Linked DNA regions of Mus musculus: all the other regions are linked to region 3. A link is a loop called in an ENCODE intact Hi-C map of the cell type or tissue named here. Cell type or tissue: left cerebral cortex. All regions are shown on one strand.

Region 1 (8,000 bases), 1.4 Mb after region 3:
CCTTAAGATTTATTATAAATAAATGACATATGCAATTATGAAGGAGGAGAAACCCATCTGCTACTCTGAAAATCAGTGGTGTAATTCAGCTTAGGTCAAGAGGCATAATAGTACAAATTCCAGTGTCTGGGTAAAAGGAGATGGGCTGTCTCATCCGTAAGAATGAAAGGAGATGCATGGCCCCTTTCACCAGCTTTCATTATGCCCATCTGGGCCTTCAATAGATTAGGTAAAACCTACTCACCTGGGAGGACAATCTACTCTACTGACAGAGCTGGTTAAAATGCTAAAGTCAAACATAATCTCTCTCCTCCCCCACCTCTCTCTCTGTCAAGCACACACACACACACACACACACACACACACACACACACACACACAAACAAACACACACACACACACACACACACCAATGAACCTGGAAATTCTATAACCCAGTCAAGACAATATGTATGTAAAATTAAGTATCAAAGCACTCACTTTTTCTGAACACCCTAACCTCAAGCAAGCCATGCCCCTATACAAGCCCATGCCTCCACACAAACTATAAATGATTTTCCACTGAAAGAGTCCTTCTCCTCCTTATAGGCTCAGCTCAACATACAGCCTCTGTCTCTATAAATCAGTGTATATATCTGGATTAAAGTTTGTGGAGGCATAACAGAATTAGTAATATCACAATATTATATTATGTATATAGTTAGCAACTTAGCAATATCATGTTATGTGTACCATAATTAATAATAATAAGATCATATCTGCTCATCTCTACCATGTTATTAACTCTAAAGAGACAGAAACTAACACCTAACATAGAACAGATATTCAGCAAATGTAATTGACCGAAATTAGAGTCCAAGCAGAGGAATAGATCAAGTCATAAGAGCAATATTTTAACAAGAAGGCATAAGATTTGAAAATATATAAATACATTCATTAGAGCATGATCATGGAATAAATATATCCATATAGATATTCATATGTTAGGGTTAGGCCTGGTGAAATAATCAGACAGACAGAGTGAGAATATCACTGATGAGCATACTCGTGCTCACTGTTGGCTTACAGCATAGCAGATGGTGGATCTTCCTGTCCCTCATAATTGCACAACTAACTAACTTATTCATCATGCACCTTGAGATGGGTGGGGGGTGTATCACGGCTTCTATCATCCCTATCAAAAGTAGTTCCAGCTTTACAGACTACAATTGTAACTGTCTGCAGAGCATTGAGTAAGCAGTGTTACCTAAAATAATCCAATCCTTAATGATATATGGAACATCATTCTGTATGTTTTAACTTAAAATATACATTATTTACCCCTTCTATTTCTTCCCTCTTCTCTGTCCCATGACCTCATTGTTCCCTCTCAAAATAATGGCCTCTTTTTCTTTAATTATTATTATTACATGTATACAAATGCATACATATACAAATACACCATGCTCACTCCATTTAGTGTCACATATATGCGTGTCTCATATATATATGTGTATATATATATGTGTGTGTGTGTGTGTGTGTGTGTGTGTGTGTGTGTGTATGATTTCATGGAACACCACTGTCAGGGGATAGGATTCTAATTAAGACTCAACTATAGAAGAGGTTGTGATTGATTAGTAATGTCTAACAAAGGAGATGTATGGGCAAAGATTGCCCTGTGCCAAAACTTCAGTATACACTTGGGAAGAAGATAATACAACACCAGGAAGACATTCTCTAATTTTATAATGCACATAAGGACATTGGTACTCTGAAAGATAAAACGCTTTTCTCAGAGGAACTGGAAAAAACAGGGACAGAATATAGATTCCAATTCATGTGTCTTTGATACTTTGAAAGGTAAAATGCTTTTGTCTCAGGAACTGGAAAAAAAAAGAGACAGAATACAGATTCCAATTTATTTGCCTTTATCTAAACCTTTGCTCTTGACCACAAGTCTATAAGGAGCATCCTGGACGACTGTGCCTTTCCCGTTAACAGACCTTCACCTGGCACTGACGGCTCTCACTCCCAGGCATCCTTGAGGCTCATTCATTTCTCATCTCCATAGCTGGAACTGTTTGGGTCTGACAAAAAGACATAATGTCTCTAATCAATGTCCTCAATGGCCTCAAAGGCCCAACGTTTGTCATTTACTGAGCCTCTCCCTTTGAGCCTCTTTATGTGTCATTTGGCTCCAGCCCTTCCTTTCAGCCTTCTTGATGTATTCATGTGTGCCGGAAAGACTCACGAGTCACAGGAAGACAAGCCCAGCTGTGTGCCAGAGATAATTATTTCAGAATAATTAAAATAGGCTATGGGCTGCTAAAGTAAACACCAAAACGTGGTTGTGCGCTTTCTTATCTACCTAGCCCATTCTTAAGAAACTGCTTGCTAGAATTTGGGCCTCGCAGCCCTAGTGAGCTAATCACACCTCCTCAGCAGCCTGAGTAAGTAAGTAAGCATCATCTCTGTGTAGAAACCTTCCTAGAGCACAAGAGAAAAGACGTTGTTGTGAAATCAGATTACCCCAAGGTGACTGGATACACCCTTCCCTACCAGTGAGATCCTTCTAAAACAGATACCAAACATATGGAACTAACTGGAGTGCCACCAGCTAACAGTGCGAGGAGAAAGCAGAGACAGAGGGAATGGAAGAGCTGCCCATCCTCCCTTGTCCTCACGCTTGTGTTCTGTGGCCTATTTTATGTATCTTGCGTCATCTATGTCCCCCTCTATCAGATCTGGTCCTCTGCAGCAGCATCTGAGATGGGGATTCTTGTGCAAGTATTTTATGCAATATCAAATATTCTCAGAGATAAGAGGGAGAGTCTGCAGTCCAGGGGAAAGATTCAAATACATCCTAGGTTACTCTCTGTCTAAAGCCAAGAAGTGCTCAAAAAGTGTAAAGTATAGCATAACTTGGACCATGAAGAACTGGAGAGGGTTACTCTGCAGTTGTCAGTCATGGCCGGTGACAATTCCTGTGTTTGTGAATGGAGGGCACTGCCATAGGACAAGGACAATCAGGAAAGAAGGACTAGTTATAAGCCATTGGCACCAGCACCCACAGCAGCTGGGATAGGGGAGAAGGAGAGCCCCGCAAGGTAATTAGATCTACACAGAGCATCCAGAGCACCTGCTAAGCTCTTTAAATTGTCTTATGGTATCTGACAGAGAATCCACAGCCTGCAAGAGATCTCAAAGTAGAGCTCCAAATGGCCCTATGTCCCTCCCCCAAATAACCATGGCTTACGTAGGCCCACTAAAGTGGTTTTAAAAATATGCATGTGTGAAATCAACAAGAGCAAGGATGCAGGTTTCATCTGATTCACTTCAGAGTACATGATCCTCTTGACCTCAGAAGTCTCTTCTGATTTCCTGAAGCATCCAAGTACTCACGTGGGCTCTGCCATGAAATCCTTCCTGATAACTGTTAGTGAGAATGAAGCGCTCCCTCTCAACCCGGCACACTCCTCAGAGACCTATCTGGGGGCAAGGGAAGTATGCAAACTACTATTCCACATCTGCGAAAGGGAGTAGTTGTTTTTCTCTTTGACGGTTGGAAGATCAGGAGGACGATGACGGAAGCTCACATTTCCTGGGCTTGCTGTGTGCCAGTTGTCATTCTCAATGTTGACATCCACATTCTCGTTTACTTTTCAAGATAACACTGTGAGGTAAGAATAGCTGCCCCCATTTTCTCACATAAGAATAATGCAATGCTGAGGAGCTGAGGAGCTATCACAGGACTGGAAGTGGGAGAACCCGGATCTCAGGAAAGCCTGACTCCTGTGTACTCACTGTTAAGTGGATATTAGCCCAAAAGCTCCAAACACCCAAGGTACAATTCACAGACCACATGAAGCTCAAGAAGAAGGAAGACCAAAGTGTAGGTGCTTTGGTCCTTCTTAGAAGGAGAACAAAATACTCACAGGAGCAAATATGGAGATAAAGTATGGAGCAGAGACTGAAGGAAAGGCCATCCAAAGACTGTCCCATGTGGGGATTCATCCCATATACAGTCTTCAAACCCAGACACTATTGTGGATGTCAAGAACTGTATGCTGACAGGAGCCTGATACAGCTGTCTCCTGATAGGCCCTTCCAGAGTCTTACAAATACAGAGGCAGGTGCTCGAAGTGTGGGGTCCCCAATAGAGGAGTTAGAGATAGGACTCTAGATCTGAAGGGGTTTGTAACCCCATAGGAAGAACAGCAATATCAACCAACCAGCCCCGTCCCCAGAGCTCCCAGGGAATAAACCATCAACCAAGGAGTACACATGGCTCCAGCTGCATATGTAGCAGAGGATGGCCTTGTCATGCATCAATGGGAAGAGAGGTCCTTGGTCCTATGAAGACTCAATAGATGCCCCAGTGTAGGGGAATCTGGGGTGGGGAGGTGGGAAGGTGGGAGTGGTTATGGGGGTGGAGTAACACCTTCATAGAAGCGGGGTGTGGGGGAGAGAATGGGATATGCAGTTTCCAGGAGGCGGGGAAACCAGGAAACATTTGAAGTGTAAATAAAGAAGCTATCCAACGAAAGAGAAAGAGAGAGAGAGAGAGAGAGAGAGAGAGAGAGAGAGAGAGAGAGAGAGACTCCAGAAACCACAGAAACATCAGAGGAAACCATGTAAACTCCAGGGATAATGCAGCAATGTTCAGTCTCCGAAGCAGCAATGAAGACATGTAGGACAACAGGTACTTCTTAATGCTCTGATTTCTGTCTTACTAGTGACATAGGCCGAATCCCGCAGAACATAAGTTCCACTGAGATAAATGAATGTGAAAGTGTCTAGTTTGGCTCCCAGCACCCAGTAGGTACTCAGTTACTGTTCATATAATGCCTGTGGAATAAAGGATGTTATTTTACCACCCTCTTTCTCAAGATATTACTGGAGGAAACAGAACTCTACAATATCAGTGAACGGATTCCAAAATTACTAAACCAAACTGGATGGATGTTAGAGAGAGGGAAGCGGCGCAATTAAGATGAAAGAGCGTGGGAAAGGTGGAGAGGGAAAAAAGAAAAGTGAGACAAAAACAGAGAGAGGAGAGAAGCCAGGTTTCTACTGCTAGGATGCGCTGGCACCCGCAGTCAGCTGGATGCCTCTAATACATGGCACGATTTGATTTGAAAGCATCAAATGTAGTTCGCATCCGTAATTAGATTTCCTATGCATGCCCAGATCTAAAAGGGGAAATGTTCACCTGAACTGGAAGGGCATTGAATGAGAATGCACATTCATTTTCCCCTGCTTCTGCAAGCCCCTTGCTTTTTGCCAGTCCCCTGCTTTTTCCATAAATTCTCTCTTCCACAAGGTTCTCCCTCTCCTTCGATCCTTTGACACCACAGCGCCACCTAGCGTTCCTATATGTACATGGGTGACGCATGCTAGACTGGAGCCTGAGGGAGATTTTAACATCACTAGTATGCTACAGGGGGACCATTCATCAGTCCGGTGACAACCCTAGCTAAAGCGAAATTGCCACTCAGCATTTCAAATTGCAGGCTCTCTCTTCTCCTCTACAGGATGCCTGGCTCTTCCTCCACCCCAAAGCGCTTTCTCACAAGAATAAATGGGTAATTCAAGGAGAAGTAAAGTCTCCCAGGAAATTAGACATGGTGGCGGGGCAGCGACAGATTTTCTTACACTTCGACTAAAACGATGTGTGGCTAAAAGGAAAAAAGTCTCAATAGCGTTAGTGACTCCTGGAAGTGACCCTGAAGGGGATGTGCCTTCCTTTTTTAAGATCACACAGAAGGCAACTGTTGGAGATTGAAAGACTGTAGTTGGCCTCAGGCCCAAAATTCATGCCAATCATTACACACGCGAACGCGCGCGCGCGCGCACACACACACACACACACACAGAGAGAGAGAGAGAGAGAGAGAGAGAGAGAGAGAGAGAGAGAGAGAGAGAGAGAGAAGAGTTATCTGGATGCACAGTGCTTGCTGTGGGGAAGTATATCGGTCTTCAGTCACACAGGCCAGGTCTGATCACTTCTCAGACAGCAGCCCATGGACACCCCAAAACACATTTTTCCACTGTGTCCTGGTGGACCAGACTGAATCTTCAGTCTAATCTTGGAAATGGTACTTGTCCCTGTACTATCCCATCCTCTCAGCTCAGGCCTACCTTCTTCATTCTGCTCTGCAATGCAAGGCTGGAAATCAGCAATTTTCCAGGTGCATTTTTGACTGGCCTCTACATGGTTGGACCTTCACTGGAAGATGTTGGAGGTACTGTGAAAGAACACACACATGTGCACACATGCATGCACACACAGTATCATGGAAACACATAAACAGAGGCACACACACACTCACACGCACATGCAAACACATAGGCATGCACACACAGTGGGATTTCTAAGTGGGCTAAATACCTGATATAAGACAATTCCCAGAGTCTGAACACTAGCCAGCCAGCAGCAACCTTCAATCCCACACCCAGTGCAGGAATTTCTATACCTAGATTTTGCTCCTAAAGACCTGAGTGCTTCTCGGGTTCCTTACCTGGGCTGCTTCAATACTCACCCCTATGTTCCAGCTTTACAACACTGAGTAACCAGAACTCTGGTATTAATACACTCAGCTGGATAGTTCTAGCATGACTTTAGACCCTTGACTTTGTATTGTAAATGCTAACACTGATAGCCAAGAGTACAAAAAGCTGAAATGGCTTTTAAGAGACCAAGAACTTCTTTATAAGTACTACCTGTTCCACGATGGCACCAAACTCAGTTAAGAGCAGGCAGCCAAGCAGGCAGGGGGTTACATCTTAACTATGGCTAGAGAAGACTCGTGGGTTAAGAGTGCTTGTTGCTCTTGCAGATATACTGGATTCAGCTCCTAGGACTACATAGCGCTGACTCCAGTTTCAGACGATCCAACTCCCTCTTCTGGCTTCCATGGATACTGCACGTGCATGGTATACAGACAGACACACAGGCAGGCAAAACAGCCGTAGAATAAATAAATCTAAAAAGACAGTTTGAGAAACCTTATTTTGTCTGCTATCTATAGAGCCCTGGATAAGCTACATAGTCATCCGTCTTCGTTTTCTCATCTATGATATGTAGACACCCATAACTCTGAGTTTATAGAGTTATGGGGAGTAGATGGTACACTTTTTAAGGACTTGTGCAGATCGTGATATACAGTTAATGGCAGGGCTGTGGACCCTGAGAGTCAGCCTGGTAAGGCCAAGCAAAAGGCTTGAAGCCCCAGAGACCCTGAAGGAACGGTAGAAGCTTTGTCTGCTCCCAGCACCAGGCACCTGTCAAGTAGCTACACATATTCCCTTAAATTTGTGGCCATCAGTCACTCAAGGGCAATGGCCCAAGCCCTGCCACGGATAAATGAGGCATCCCTAACATCTCAGACAAGACAATAGGAAAAGAGACTTGACCTGTGGTCACATAGACTCAAGACAGAGTTCTCCCTGTTAATGAGGTGTCTAGAGGGCCCGGGGGGCATAGCCAATAAGCTTTCTTTCGCAAACATTCCTCCCTGCAAAAGGTATATAATCTCAGGTGCACCCTGAGAACTGGGGTGTGGTTTTAAGCATTCACTTTCCACCATGACATGAACTGGCTCTTTTCATTGAGATCTGCCGTGGGGAGCCATGGAGAAGGCCTTTGCCTACAGAACCACAGTCTAGACTCCTGTAGAAGGCCTCTCTGCACTCCCAGTCGCAACCACCACTAAGTCTGCCAGCATCAAGCCAAGGACTTTCCCTGCTGGAACTAGCTAGAGCTCCCCTTTCTCTGGCCCCAGCCCGGGGACCTCCTAGCCAGCTCTGGCTTCCCCATACCTCAGACTTCACACTCTGCTTTCCCATCCCTGGGCTTCCCTACAGCCCCACACCCGCCCCAGTGGAGGCATGGGATAAGTGCAGTCAAACTCCTTGGGTTCTGCCTCCCCGAGTGGCTGTTCACACCAGTGGAGCAGATTCAGACCCACCAACCCTACAGTTAACCTTACATAATGAATATTTACTATTTCGTTGAT
Region 2 (8,000 bases), 400 kb after region 3:
CAACTTGGGCTACGAAATGAGACTAAAGTCAGTCAGGGCTAAGTACAAGAGTCTATTTCAAAATCAACAAATGTCTAAACAACTGAACAATGATAACAGCAACTTACATACAAAAAAAAAAAAAAAAAAAAAGACAGACTGAAAAGCAACATTGCCCTATCAAGTTGGTAGCATTATTATATCTAAAAGCATCTTTTATTATATGAAGGAATATATATTTCTCAATTTAAAAAAATACATTATAAATAAATATTTATATTGAACATCTTATAGAATATGTTCTGTGGATTATCCTTAGGAAATAATAAATATGCGATCTCCTGTAGTATTAAATCTAGTTTCTGGCAGAACAATGCTCCAAGTAATTGGTTCTCTGTGTGTGTTCAAACAGATGAGTCCCCTTGTTGTGTCATACTTAACCATCTGCCTTTTATATTATTGTGAGGTTGTAGCTTAACAATCAGGCAGGTAAAAGCACCTCTGAATTTTAATTTGTTCCTCTTCTTGGTGCAAACATGGATAAAAACATCAAATATGTCACTGTTGCCTCAGAAAGATACACAGAGACTAGCATTATACTCAGCATGAGACAGGATATTAAGTGAATCTTCAGTGGGAGTCTATATGTACTATTTCTTTAAGAAATAAAATATTTTTTGTGCATGAAAGCAAAGAATCCATGCATGTTTTGAGGCACTCTATTTCCATAATTATAAATAAACTTTCCAAATGCATTACCTCTATTTATGCTAAAGTTGTGTGGTCCTCTCACTATTATTTATAAATGGACAAAACTGCTTGAAAAATTATTGTTCTTGTAAAAAATGGTGCATTTACACAAGCAGGCATTGAAAGGACAAAGAAGAAAAGCCATGAATTGTTTCTGATACAGTACCAATTAAGGGGAATAGTGTCTATTACAACATGAGAATATCTGTTCAGCTCCCTGTTCCTAGGCAATCTCACAATCCCTGTGGCTTCCTCTTGGTGGAGGGGTCACAACCTCCCACTACAGAAGGGGGTGAAGGAGAGCTACTGAGCTGTACATCCAACAGAGTTACAAGACTGTGAGGATGGGAAACACTGCCAAGGAAAGTAAAACAGGGAAGGAAGAGCAGAAGAAAGATAAGAGTGAGGAGTCCTCCCAATATCATGTTCACATCTTCACTTTCTTTTTTCCTAAAGCCTTTTACATTTCACATTTTCCTTTACCATGAAGAAAGATGATAAATAACAAACAGAATATAGACAACTACATAAATAGGTGGCAGAACGGGTAACATATGTACTTATAACAAAATCATTTTAATAGGTTAATGCATAATTACATTTTCTGTTGCTAACTAAATATTTAAATCTGTGGTTTTACCAATAATAATCATTTAAAAAGAGTTTATTTCCTAACCATTCTGGATAATGAAACTCCAAGGTAAGGTTGTGTAGTTTCACTGCACAGCCTTTGATGAGGGTCCTCCCATCTGCATTTTACCTTCATCAAAGACATCGTGACAGGGATACAAGGAAGAAGGGAGGATCTCACAGTGAGATGACAAGGCAGAGACTATGGAGGAACTGGTTCCCTCTTTGATGACAACTTGTACTTGAAAGATCTGATGTTAGAAGAGAAGCTTTAATCCCTTTAAACATCACTACCTACAAAGGCTTAATTTTTCCAGCTAAGCTGTTTCACTCTTAATGTTCCTATATCATCAATACCTCTACACCAAAGACCGGGCTTCAACCACACAGACTGCAGACAAATCATTCAAATCTTACCACTGCCCTGAGCAGTTTCCATTTAAAGATTTTCTTGGATTTTCTTAAATTTTTTCTATTATTTTTCCTAATAATCATGCCTTTGTCACTTTTCACATACCTATATGTATCTATACCCTTTCCAATATATTTTATCAAAACAAAGAGCTGTCTGATCTCAATGTGTCACTCTCAGTATTTTAAGGTCCTTTATTACACCCCTAAGTTTCAACCCCATAATTCAATTCTAGATCAGTCATTAATATAGTAACATAAGATAGTATATGATTGTGTGAGCGCATCTATTTCTCAGCTATTCTTAACTAAACTTGCATGGACACTGGACTTCATAAGCTACTGAAATTTGAGAAAATTTTGTAAAGTTACTAACTTTTCTTTCCTGACCCTGTATTTTATCTAATTTATTCACTAATTGTATACCTATTTAAAGAGAATTAACATTTTATTTTTCAGAATTGGAAGGTTTTATAGTAATATTGATGATAACCAAGTATGGCTCTCTCCCTGTGAGTCCACAGAACAGAGGTTGAAGTGCAGCCTTTTGATTCTGTGCTTCAGTCACCCAGAAGACAATGGGTTATGATGCTGCAAACCTGAACAGGCCCTTGAAGGTAAGTGATGCCAGGGATGGGTTCTTCATTCAATCTGCAGTGGCTGCACCGCTCTAATATTGTTCTGGCCATACCCAGTATGTTTTCAGTTGAATCCCAGATATCCTTTTTTTTCCCAGTCTCTCAAAGAGCCAAAGCAGGACTTGCTTTCTGTTTTAAGCCAATTCCTGACAGAGTCCTTAGTGTTTCTCAATTCCGGTTACTCATGCTTCTGTGGAAGTGTATCCAGTGACTCATGTTCATGACAGGATGTCACTTGGAGATTAGATTGTAAGTGGCTGTGACATCTAACTTACCCACTCATTTGTGTTCTGTCACTGCTCATGTTTTTAGATGTGAGCTCTCATGTAGTGTGTTGCCCCTTGGAGAGGTAAACAGACTAAAGAACTTTTTCCAGAAGTCTGCAAGGAGCAGAGTCCTCCCAGTAAAGATAGCAGAAAATCAATTTCATCTGGCTAAAAGAGGTTTTACATGATGGGTATGCTGATATTACAAAATCCAAGAGCACCTGGAATTTGCAACATTTTAGTAAGGGATACACAACTGTGTAGAAAAGTTCTTCACAAACATTGGTTGAGATGAGCTCATTATATAAAGAAAGGGAAAATTTGGTGCACCATCCATTGGTATAGTGCTGACCATAGTCATGTGACCTGAAGGAGTTTCAATGCTTCAGTTAAATAAGGTAATAGAAACTGGAACTCCCAGTCCCCAGTGAAAACCCACTCACTACTGGCTTGTATTATTAGGATACCAAAATAAATATCTAGATTCCCTTAACTGTGGTTTGATTATGGCTTAGTGGCCTGAATATACAAGGAGCCTGTATCTACGCAGTCCTTAATTTTCATGGTTTCCTTGATGCCAACTCCATTCACAACAATAATTAATCTAAAAGTACCAAATAGTCAAAGTTCAATAATGGAGAGGGCTTCTCTTTCCAGAAATAGCTTTAGCTATTCTAGAGGTGTAGTCTCAAGTCATCCTGTTCTTAATTCCATAAGGAGTCAGGCAGCCAGACAAGGAGCAGACAGCTTTGCCACAATGGAGAGTGTTATTAATTCTTACTATTTAATGTCATGTTTATTTTAAATGATTGAGATTTTTCAAAATTTTAGTGTAAATGGCTTAATAAGTTAACAGACTTATAAATCAATTCAAGGAAAAAAAAAAGGATGCAATGTTAAATGCACCACAATATCACTTAGTGGCGGCTTTAAAACTCTGATTTAACACATTAGAAGAAATGATTATATAGTGAGATATGGAAATCATTGTTGCAATTTAGGCCACATTAATCTTCTGTATCTGAAAACAAAGTGTGTATCAATGCAGACAATAAACACTCTTTATGTATCGATTGTCACTTGGAATAAGCAGTAATATTCCACTAACATGTCTCAATACCTTATATAGCTCACTTAGAGCAGCAAGCATCTTGTTTCTCTATGCCCTCTTCTCTAGTAAAGGCAAGCTTCCAAAATATCTACAGTAAAAAATATTTAGGCAATAGTGGGTTCAAATTAGGAGAGTGATTCCATGCTTAACATTACCAAAGTACTTTGTCATTGTGTTTCATTCTGAATGAATTTTGTCAGCCATTAATAAAGCTCTATGTAATAATTACTCATTAATTGTTATAGAACCTATATCAATTAGGCAAGGAAGTATTTTATTCTTCTCTGAGTTATATGATTTAGATTTCATGTAAAGTCTCTAAGTCAGACATAATTCTGGTATACTGATGAATACTGAGACAGAGTATGACACTTAATGAATGATTAAGACTTGACTCTAAGTCCCTTTGTACCTCAGAGTAAATGTTTCTTCCCTTTTGTGTTTGGTGACATATATGTGTGACTAATAGATTCAATAGTGTAAATTTTCTAGTCCTAAACTCAGAGGCACAAATGGAGAAACTCAGCCTGGTGAAGGTCTTGGGTAATTCTTCAGTTGCCACTAGAGAGTTATGGCAGGTATATTTTACCTCCCCTATTCCATGTCATCAAAAGCTGAAAAATGTACAACCAGGAGGCAGTTGTCCCAGTTTTGGAAATGTTAAGCTTTAAGAGTGGGAGGAAATAATGTTTCTTAACAAAGCATGAATTCAGGAGAAGCAAGCCACACACAACAAATGGGCACCGACCTCCAGTATGTGGTTAGGCTTCATTTGTTTGAGTTTTCTAAAAGTCTGAATCAAAGAAGAATTATGTTCTGTTTGCAGGGAGTGATGGGAGGCATGTGCCTTAATTTGCTAACTCACGACTCCAGTACAGTGACGTTGTCATTGTTATCATTATCTGTACACAGGCACAGAGGCTGAGGCTGTGTCTGTGCATAGGAGACAGGCGTGGGTGAGAACAGTTTCCCCAGACATCGAAGCTCTCCAGCCCAGCTGCATCTCTTTAAGCTCTGCCCACATAATGCTTTGGTAAAGCACAGAACTAAAAGACTTTTCCTTTGAAAGAAGATAATGAATTATGTCAGAAGTTGTGAATTAAGGCACTGTGTAACAAAGCCAAACCCGGCACTGCACAGAGTTTGGTATAGATTAGGAAAGAATGAAGCCTTGATTACACCTTCTGTTTTCTTTCAACCACCACTCATGGATTTTTTTTTTTTTTTTCGTCTCCATTGCTTTCTTCAGTTGTTCCTGGAAGTTGATTTGAATTAAGCATTAATAAGCCTGACAGCCAGGCATAATAACTTATTGCTTTAATGTGTTCTTTATATTCAGAGTTTTATTTTCTTTGAAGGGTGGCAAGTGTTAAATAGAAAAAAAAATGGTTCCATTAGGTAATATTCATTTTTTCTAGGAAACGTTAGAAATATTTTTCCAGTTGTCAGAATAAACATTTCCAATATTACTATTCTTAAGAACACTGAATGTACTCTGAGAAAACCCCACTAAAATAAAATAAATGCACAACCTTTATATTGTTTTAAACCATTTTATGTTATTTTACACAATCACATTAAGAACACTACAGGCAATAGATTATCATAAGGAAATTTATGTGTGTAATTTGGTATCTTAAAACAAGTGCATACATATTGTATTCTTAATTTATCTTATGTCAATATTTTATGTGCTGGGGATAGCTAAGGGAATTTCCACGCTCTATAATCTGATATCTAATTAAATAAAAACAGATAATAGATGTGCATTTAACTTCTTGATAACTTAAAAGATTTGGAAAAATATAGTTTTAAATATTGAATATACTATTACAAAACACTCTAATGGGAAATGTCATTTCAGTTTGACTTCTTAAGGAAAATGCCATTGAGTTATAACTTGCAGACTTCCTAAGACCATTACCTTCCTATATTAAGTCTAAATAAATTATATAGAATATTTGTCTGGCATCACCTTAGAAGAGGCAAGGTTCATTAACAAGTGTCCTCACTCTTGAGATCATTGTCTTCTAGCAAATGTCCTCATTCTAGGCCCGATCCACCATTTACTGGTACCATGGACTGGTGACTAACTCTGTAAGACAGGACTTCTTGGGAATGCTTATTAAAGTCAAAATAGCATATTGTTAAATGAAATTATACTTTATCAATGTGGTAGGAGGAAAAATAATTTGTTTCTGTGCATAGTAGAGTGTAAACTGATAGTGGTATTAGGGATCAAAACAGAAACAAATATTGAAAACAAATAAGGAAAAAAAACCCAGAAAATAAATTAACTTTGTACGAAAAGTAGGGAATCTGTAAAGACATAAAAGACCAAGCAGGGATTCAGTGGGCTCTGAGGGCTGAAAATCACGTTGTTGAAGGAAGTAGACTCTCCACAAAAATCTTTGTCTTTGTTAGATACACCAGGAATAATAGTCAAGGCTGTCAGGCTCTATGGGAATGCTCTTTCAATATTGACTTTAAGAGAATTCTGAATCTTCTACTTCCCAGAATTGCTTTTCGGCTCTTACAAATGTCCTTGTCTGTGCTTGCTTACAAACCACTGAGTTAGGAAGTGCCATAGAACTATTTCCTGGATGTAATGAAATGGTTTGTGGAAGGTTTTTAGAAGAGTACCAAGAGAATAGATAGACATGATCCCATTCAAGATTCTTGGCTAGACTTTAAGAACACAGCAGATTTAGAGTAGTTGATGAAGGTGCATTGAAGTTAAACATGAAGTCTTACACTTTTGCAACAGAATAGAGGTTGTTCTTGAAGCATGCATCTTATCAGATTCAGGTAAAGAAAGGAAATCTCTAGAATTGTTACCACAATCCTAGAAATATTTCTGATATGAAGAAACAATACAAATATAGATATAGCTTTGGGATCTCCAGGTGAGCAATTTGTTTGTTCACTGGCTTCAGGTATCAGTAGAATCATGATACTCTTAGGCAAGAAGACATCCTGAACTTCTTTTCAATCCTGAAAGCCATAGGTGGGGCTTAATTTGACCTTGGGTGTATTTTCTACTCCTTGCCATACAAGTCAAACCAGGTCTTGCATAAGACATTCAGTGCTCAACATCTCTTTTACAAAGCAATGACAATTACACCATAGCACACATCTGGAAATTGGCTTTTGACATCTTATCTCATTAATAACATAATTTTCTTAATGGGGATTTACATTTGGCTAACAAGAATGAGCACTTGTAATTCTCCTGTGTCAGAGACCATCCCGTGAGAAAGTGAGCCCTTCACAATCTCCCTAACAGGCCAAAGGACCTTGTGCTAAGAGCTGGTTGCCACCTCCTTCCTCCTTATTCCGTTCCTAACACCTAAGGCTGTAAAATTTGAATAACAGTCCCCTCTTCCCTATCTCTTCCCATGACATCCAAGGACATGAGCTGCGCCTGAGCCCAGCTTGATACCCAAGGCTGTGAAGGAGGATCAATATTCCGGAGATAAGATGCAAAGTACCTGCTGCTTGGCGCCTGACTTCAGCCCCCCATGTCAGCAATTGCCCATTTCTTTGTTCTTTGTATAATTCTCCCTCGACCCCTCCCATATTCCCTGCTATGTATTCTTTAAAAAGAAGGCACCTCAGCACCATAAACAAGACCTCCATAAGTATCCTTCCTGGTCTCCTATTCCTCTTTCTTTTGCTCCCATCTCCTTCCAGGTTTGCGGTGCCCCTCGCACCCACGAATAACTGAATCCCGCGGGACAGGATACTACTGTTATTTAGTTACTATCAATTATTCTTCAATGCTTGATTTTATGTGACAACTTCAATAGAGTAGCCCATGGTCTGATACCTTGTAGAACTACCTATTGGAGGTTTAAATATAACAAAAATAAAGGAGAGACATGCACCTCTTTCCTCTCATGACCACACAAATCAGAGCCTTCATAGACACATAAGTCATAGGCCTTCAACTGGGTTTAGAAATTGGCCAACTTGTTTGACTTTGATTTAGTCTTTCAGAGTCATTCAGGAGGATTCCATGATAATTTTTCCTACTTCTGCTTACAGATGGCAGGTTGTATGTTTTCTCTGCCTTTATAACAATATGGTAAGCTTTCATAATAAATCTCATGTTATCTTCCTATTGGCTCTTTACCTCTGGAAAAGGAATGTCACTTTCTCTCTTATCTGTGGAAGTGTCCTATTTTTTTTTTTTTCTTTTTCGAGACAGGGTTT
Region 3 (8,000 bases):
CAATAAAAAGGCAACACATTCATTGAAGATGGTGGGAGAATTTTGAGCTTCAAAGTTCACCCATTAGTAACACAGCTGCCCTAGCAAAATATGCTACTAATGCAGGACCATGTGCTCCAACTTGTGAACCTATAGGAGGCAAACTCATTGTCAACAAGTGAATAAAAAGCCAAACTCATCCATCAGCAGGAGAGCATATTTCATCAAAAGAGTTGATCTATAGGACATGGATAGGACCAATTAGTACTTTCTGCTATGTTAAAGAAGGAAGTCTGGAAATGTCACTTATAGTTTGATTCCAAATGGGAAAATTTTGGAAAGATAAAAACCTCTTTAGAGTGTCTACAGCTATACCCACAAAAATGTCTCTAGCTGCAAAAAGATCAGGGTAAAGAAAGAAAGGTCAATCCATAGAATATAGAAGTTTTAGGGTGGTCAAACCAATCATTAAAATGATAGCTCCAAGACTCCATGTATTACTCCAATCTTATGCACTACACAAAAAAAAAAAGGGTGGCCACCAGTTTAAGTTACAGGCCCCTATTTAATAAATGAACATCAATTCTCATTTATCTACATTACAAATGTACCACAATCAGCCTGAATAACTAGAAGGGAATGATGGGGACCCTATATATTCTGTTCAGTTTCTGGTCTTAACTAAAATGTACACTAAATATAATTTCTATTAATTTACAAAATGATCAAATGAATTATAATTTTTTTAAATCTTAACTTTTTTATTACGTATTTTCCTCAATTACATTTCCAATGCTAGCCAAAAAGTCCCCCATATGCCCTCCCCCCCTACTCCCCTACCCACCCATTCCCACTTTTTGGCCCTGGCATTCCCCTGTACTGGGGCATATAAACTTTGTGTGTCCAATGGGCCTCTCTTTCCAGTGATGGCCAACTAGGCTATCTTTTGATACATATACAGCTAGAGTCAAGAGCTCCGGGGTACTGGTTAGTTCATAATGTTGTTGCACCTGCAGGGTTGCAGATCTCTTTAGCTCCTTGGATATTTTCTCTAGCTCCTCCATTGGGGGCCCTGTGATCCATCCAATAGCTGACTGTGAGCATCCACGTATGTGTTTGCTAGGTCCTGGCCTAGTCTCACAAGAGACAGCTATATCAGGGTCCTTTCAGCAAACGCTTGCTAGTGTATGCAATGGTGTCATCGTTTGGAGGCTAATTATGGGATGGATCCCTGGATATGGCAGTCTCTATATGGTCCATCCTTTTGTCTCAGCTCCAAACTTTGTCTCTGTTACACTTTCCATGGGTGATTGTTTCCAGTTCTAAGAAGGGTCAACGTGTCCACACTTTGGTCTTCATTCTTCTTCAGTTCCCAGATGCCCCTCAACAGAGGAATGGATACAAAAAAATGTGATACATTTACACAATGGAGTACTACTCAACTATTAAGAAGAATGAATCTATGAAATTCCTAGGCAAATGGTTGGACATTGGGGGCATCATCCTGAGTGAGGTAACACAATCACAAAAGAACTCAAATGATATGTACTCACTGATAAGTGGATATTATCCCAGAAACTTAGTATACCCGAGATATAAGATACAATTTGCAAAACACATGAAACTGAGGAAGAATTATAATTTTTGTGTTGTTTTGGATTGAAAGTCATATTAAATACTACTTTGGAGGTGCAATGTGGGGAAAAGCTGTCTATACAAAGAACAATGCAATGTAAACTGAGTGAATGACAGGAAGAGAGAGAGAGAGAGAGAGAGAGAGAGAGAGAGAGAGAGAGAGAGAGAGAGAGAGAGAGAGAGAGAAATGGAATCTCTCATCTTTTCTGGCTTCTGGAGAACAACTTAGCTTGGACTCAGGTCTATGCAAAACCTTTCATTTATAGTCCATGAAACCAATTTAGGCTGATCTGGTCTTTCTGCTACTTGATGGATTTACAGAGATTGATAGTGTGATTCTATTTATAGGGTATGGTTAAAAAATCATACACTATTTTTCAAGTGTGGAAGGGAACAATTTTCAAACAACACTGATAACAGAACCTGCAGAAATTCAGTTAAAGATAATGAAACACACTCTTAGGTGAGCAACGTTTTTAGTCTGGGTAATAGAAGTCCAAGATATCAACAGAATTTCCTCAGGAGCAACATCTGAATGGATTCAGACAACAACTGTCATATAAAGTGTATCTCATATATAAGTATGGAAGGAGAAAGTCTCTCATACTTAATGGCAAACTTCTCTATTTAATGAGCATCTTTTGAAGTGGATTTGTTTGTTTGTTTTAAACTCAGATGTTTGATGAAGACAAAACTTGAACATCACTATGTTTAAAACCTGGATAAGTCCTAGTGTAGGAATGAGCTCTGCTCACCTCCAAGAAAAACTTAAAAAAGAATAACCGCCAAGCAGAATTCAAGCACATGGAAATAATATAGAAATGGATTTATTAGAACTTTATACCAGATAAATTGACTGGGTCAGAATGGCCTGGTAACTTTTCCCACAGTAACAATCAGCATATGCTAAGGTAGGAAGGAGATAGACATCTGACAGAGCAATTTCTATGTTGTAATATAGCAAACAATAGGAGGTAGCATGCCTATACAGAGTATGTTACTAGGTCTATATATACAGTGTGTGTAGACGTGTACTTGATAGCAAAGGTCAAATGACACTTATTTTAGAAATTCCCCCTTTTCCCCCTTGCAGCAGAATGCTGGTCTTAGGAAGATAATCTCAGGGCACCTTTTAAAGTCACTGGTATATATATATTCTTTTATATTATGGAAAAAGCATGTAAGTGAGCAGTACTCCTGGAAGTCATTGAAGGATCTCACTGATGTCTAGCCACTTCTGATAATATGTCATCAGTTATCACAGATAGACACTTTCATCTTAATACTCCAACCACAAAAAGCCAAGAGGTCATCTTGGTCTGGTCAGAATCCAGGGTAGCATTTCCTATGGGTATGTATAGGTGGGCATACATACCACGTGTATTCAGCATATGCATGCATGTGTATGGTGCTGAGGATTGAATTTAGACTCTCACACATGCTACGTAAGTACTTTACAACTGACCTACATTCACAGGCCTGTTTATTTTACTTAATTTTTGAGTTTCTTTTGAGAAAGGGTCTCAGGAAGTTCCTCATCCTGAATTTATGATTCCCCCTTTCATAATTCTCAGGAGAAGTTATAATGACAGCACAGCCCTACCAGCAATGACTTCTAAGCTTTCTTGAAGTCACCATTTCTTGCCAAGTATTTCTTCTACTCAACTTGTGGCAATTTATTTATTACTTGTTTTTCAGACTCCTTCCTTTCTGACTTCCTGACGTTTTCAATTTCTGCTGGAAGACTGACATATGTCTGTGATAATGTAGCCATAGTGATGACACGTATAATAGTCTTTTATTGTTCTATCACACTGTACTTCTTAAAGACTTTGGAATATTGTAGTCCATTTTAGGAACTATGCATCACTTAAGGTTTAAAAAAATAATAACTGACTTCTCAAAGGTGACCTAAGGATGTCTGACTCAAATAACTGTCTTTTTAGCAGGTACATGGGCAATTCTGCCAACTGGGATTCCTGCTGCTAATGTGGTTTCCCATATTGTTGTGTGGGAAGCCATCGTGACATCAGCCCCTACACCACCGTTCAAATAGCAGCTCTCACACACACCTACTCTCTACAGATCATCACGGACAGCTTCCTTCTCTCCTATTTGTATAAAAAAGGGAAGCAGATGAACTGTGTTATTTGAGGGGGTGGAGATAAAAATTTACCAGCTATTTCTTGCAACACAGAAACCATGGAAAAGGTTTCCAGAAAGATTTGAAGCAGAAATGAACACTCTTGGACTCAGATCTTGCCTAAGCTGCTCTTCAGGCATGTCTTCCCTTCCATTTCTGAGTTCTGGCAAACGTGTCAAGGAAAGATGATTAATCCAGTTTCTGAAGAAGTGTTTGCAGTAATGAGAAACATGGAATGTGATTTGTGTGAGCATATTGAAGTGGGTTTGTGTGTGTGTGTCAACAGCATTGAAGATAAAGCTAAGTAAAGACAGTTAAAGATTTACTTGCTTTTTAATTAGTTATATTTAAGGATGGAAGTAGTTTGGAAAGTACAGAGCCTTCAGAGCATAGCTTTTGGTAGGCAGAGTTGGTTGAAAGCTTCTAGCAGAATCTGTTACTCAATGAACATCTTTGAATGGTTTTGAGCATGCTTGTTTACCATATGCCTAACAAACACTGCATTCTACTGTTAATTTCTCAACAAAACCTTGGCTTTTTACATAATCATTTGCAAGTTAAGATGGCCTTAAGAGTCCTATAAAATAACTGAAACGGTAACTTCTATTAATGACTACTAGTACAGGACACTGTTCACGTGTGTGCATTTACAATAATTTCTTTTTCTTTCTTTTAATTTTAATTAATTAATTTATTTGTTTTTTTGTTTTTCAAGACAGGGTTTCTCTTTGTAGCCCTGGCTGTCCTGGAACTCACTCTGTAGACCAGACTGGCTTTGAACTCAGAAATCCGACTACCTCCGCCTCGCAAATGCTGGGATTAAAGGCACGTGCCACCACTGCCTGGCTCTTTTTCTTTTAAAGACAGGTACTGTACTTCTCAATAGGTGAGCATGATGTCAGGTATTATTCAAAACAAAATATCTAAATAGAGAAATGGGCTCATGTCATAACTGAATGATGCACAGGTCGGCTCTCTCAAGGGAAACAGATACAGCCAGGGTGGGCATAAGTAAACCTAGACAAATCATAAGTAGGTATTGGGTGGGGAAAAGAACTAAAGCCCTGAGGGCCAGCAGAAAGAATGGAAACAGGCAACCTCCTGAGGTAAGAGGTTGGTGGTTCCCTCCAAAGTGTACCAGAAGCCTGGGAAGTGAGAGACTCTCAGGACTCAAAGGGAGAGACCTTAGACGAAATGCCCTACATTGGGGAGAGGGAACTTGTAGAGCCCACCTCCAGCAAAAAGACAGGGCATCAAGTGAGGGATGGGGTTTCCATTCCACTGTCAAAACTCAGACCCATAATTGTTCCGTCTGAAAGAATTATAGGGTTGGAAATGGAGAAGAGCCTGAGGAAAAGAAGTTCCAGTGGCCCAAAGTGGGATCCAGCTCAAGGGGAGGCCGCAAGGTCTGACACTATTACTGAGGCTATGGAGCGCTCACCTATCACGACTGCATTCCAAAAGACCCAACAAGCAGCTGAAAGAGTCAGATGCAGACATTTGCACCCAACCAATGGACAGAAGCTGCTGACCCCTGAAGTTGAATTAAGGAAAAACTGGAAGAAGCTGAGGAGGAGGGCGACACTGTAGGATGACCAGCAGTCTCAATTAACCTGGACCCCCCAAGATCTCTCAAACACTGGACCACCAATCAGGCAGCATACACCAGCTGATATGAGCCCCCCAACACATATACAGCAGAGGACTGCTAAGTCTGGGTTTAGTCAGAGAAAATACACCTAAACCTCAAGATACTGGAGGTCCAAGGAAGTTTAGAGGTCTGGTGGATGTGCAATAGTCGGAGGGTGTACTAGGAGAGGAATAAAATCTGGAATTTAAAATAAGTAAATATATAAATACAATTTTCAAAATCAAAGTTGAATGTCTTAAAAACTGTTTTTGAAAAGTTTCACGTGAGCAAAATTACATTTGGACAAATAAAAAATGGTGTGTGTGCTATTTATAGTACCTCCAGAATGTTTGTACTGTCTTAAAACTTGTGTGTTTTATGTATTCATCCCTCTATCCCCCGAAAGCCCTGTCAGCCAATGCCTGCTTTACTTCCTCAATAGTGTGAGATATTTTATTTAGCCAAATGACGAATCTCTTCTGGATAAAGGGGAAAACTAGTTTCTAGATTTTAAATGGAAGGTTAGTTTTGAATTGTTTTAAGTAGCCCAGGCTAAACTTGGAACTCATGGTCTTACAGCCTCATCCTCCTGAGTTCTGGTATTACAGATTTGTACCACCATACCCAGTTGGGAATTTTCATTTCAGAGATTTTTTTTCTTGTTTCAAGTGTCATATTGATATGTTCATTGCACTTTGAGCAATTTAGACAGTTTATTTTAAATTTGTGTGGTTCAGTTCATAAAAATCTAGCTGCAGCCTGATTAGGATTGAGGTGTCCAGCACACACACATAGGATTTTTTTCTCACATGAAGAATCTAGATTTTTGCTATAGCTGTCCTCACTCATAATCAGTGACACTAAGCTTATTGTATAATTCATAGACAGTAGAAATAGTTCTTAACAGAACCATCTATATTGATTAAGTATCCATCTAGTGAGTTATATCGAATTGCCCCAGTATGTGATAAGGCAAATCACATGATATGCAGAACAGACATAGAATATACTGGTTTGTTCTTATAGATTTCAGCAGATGGCACAGAACAGGCCCCATGTATAAGACCAACTCTTGATACATCATGTATCACACAGTTTTACCAGAAAATTACTAACTCTATGTACTCAAAATGTACCTAAGACAGGTGTGATGGAGTGAACAGGGTCAAAAGAGATGACTCAGTGGCTAAGAACACATACCGTTCATTCTTGCAAACATCTGAGTTCATTTTTTAGCACCTATGTTGAATATCTAACAAATGCCTATACCTCCAGTTCCAAGGATTTCTGAGCCCTCTGGTTTCTGTGGTAACTTGAATATACTTATTTGAGCCTGTGTGTGGCTCAAATAGAGATGCATAAGGAACAGGTAAGACTCATTTGCTTATCTGTGCTATGCCTATCAGCTCTGGGGTAGAAGCATTTGGGCTAAGACCTAGTTACTCCAGTTATTGGCTGAGTTAGTCACATAATGTTATTGTGTATGTACTTTCTGATCTGGACAATGGGAAATATACTACTACCCTCTTAAGGATGCATATGGCTTCATTTCTGATGAGATATAAGGCATGGAAGGTTCTAGAAATCACAGCCATCTCCATTATCTTATTCTCTTAAGTATAAACACTACATTCATGAATATATGGCCTACAATGGAGTTTTCTTTGTAATTCTTTTAGTCTTTCAGGAAGCCTACTGTACTCCATTGTGTTCTTTCTTCTCCATAACGAAAGCCTGAAAGATATTGCTATATACACCTAAATTTCATAGATCTAAATTATGTGTTTTTCCAAGGACCATGCTTAGGGTTTTAACTGTATAACATCCAGTAAAATCCATGAGAAAGAACTGAGTGTCTAAGTAATAAAATATATATATATACCTATAAAGGAATGAACAAGATATATTCCTCAGTACTGATTGGCCCAAGGTTCTCTATGAAGATCAGTTAAATTTTTATATTAACGGTCATGAAGAACATTCTTCATTGGAAAGGCTAAATCAACACTACAACAAGAAATGTAGATACATCGTTTACTGTTTTGAGAAGAATTCTTATGGAACCAACAATGGAGACTGTTTTCAGCCCAAAATGATTTTTGCACAAAAATGTAAAATAAACACACAGTCAATACAATATAATACAATACAATACAGTACAATACAATACAATATTTATGCCTGTAAAATACAAATTAGATACACGGTCATCGTTAACCAATGATGGTTACCTGCAAAGAGAAATGGGGAAAAAAAAACCTCGTCAATCTGTGTTTGTATATGGTGTGCATAGATTTACCGGCCACAAAAAATTATATTTAATTGATATGCATGATTATTTTCCCTGTGCTTTAAGAATATCGTATTCAGATGCAACAGAGACAAGGCAGACAACACGTATCCACATAAAAACAAGGACAGGAGTTTGGCTTTTTTTGTTTGCTTCTTTTAATGGAACCATGGGTTATATTCCAAAGCTGCCTATAACTATGTGTGATGTGAAGGAAATTAAACACTGGCACAGAGAAATACTACTGTATTGAATAGTAAGTAGATAAATAGTGCATATGTGTATATTCTGTCTTAAAGGAACCAGTTCACTTATTTAATTTC

What was found. Hi-C counts contacts between places; a loop is a spot of excess contacts. Peaks named below come from ENCODE experiments on the same cell type or tissue, not always from the same donor. Only the 100,000 strongest peaks of a DNase experiment are listed, where the experiment ranks them.
Region 1: it touches region 3 in a loop (8-fold over the local background); 2 of 42 quality-filtered maps call a loop at or near these places.
Region 2: a loop joins it to region 3, with 12 times the contacts of the local background. A loop is called at or near these places in 3 of 42 quality-filtered maps.

What each region holds. Positions count from the first base shown.
Region 1 is chr6:109,148,133-109,156,132 of GRCm38, reverse strand. No RefSeq gene overlaps it. Among named protein-coding and RNA genes, the nearest start is that of Gm6749, 270 kb to the right of the region's middle. In left cerebral cortex, CTCF peaks have their summits at 5,348 (motif pointing left) and 6,896 (motif pointing left); DNase peaks (open chromatin) are centred at 5,333 and 6,856; H3K4me3 peaks cover 740 bases; H3K27ac peaks cover 808 bases.
Region 2 is chr6:110,134,159-110,142,158 of GRCm38, reverse strand. No RefSeq gene overlaps it. Among named protein-coding and RNA genes, the nearest start is that of Gm35467, 400 kb to the right of the region's middle. In left cerebral cortex, no CTCF peak of the experiment used is centred here; DNase peaks (open chromatin) are centred at 2,602 and 4,734.
Region 3 is chr6:110,534,756-110,542,755 of GRCm38, reverse strand. No RefSeq gene overlaps it. Among named protein-coding and RNA genes, the nearest start is that of Gm20387, 110 kb to the left of the region's middle. In left cerebral cortex, no CTCF peak of the experiment used is centred here; DNase peaks (open chromatin) are centred at 3,109, 3,210, 3,685 and 3,876; H3K27ac peaks cover 306 bases.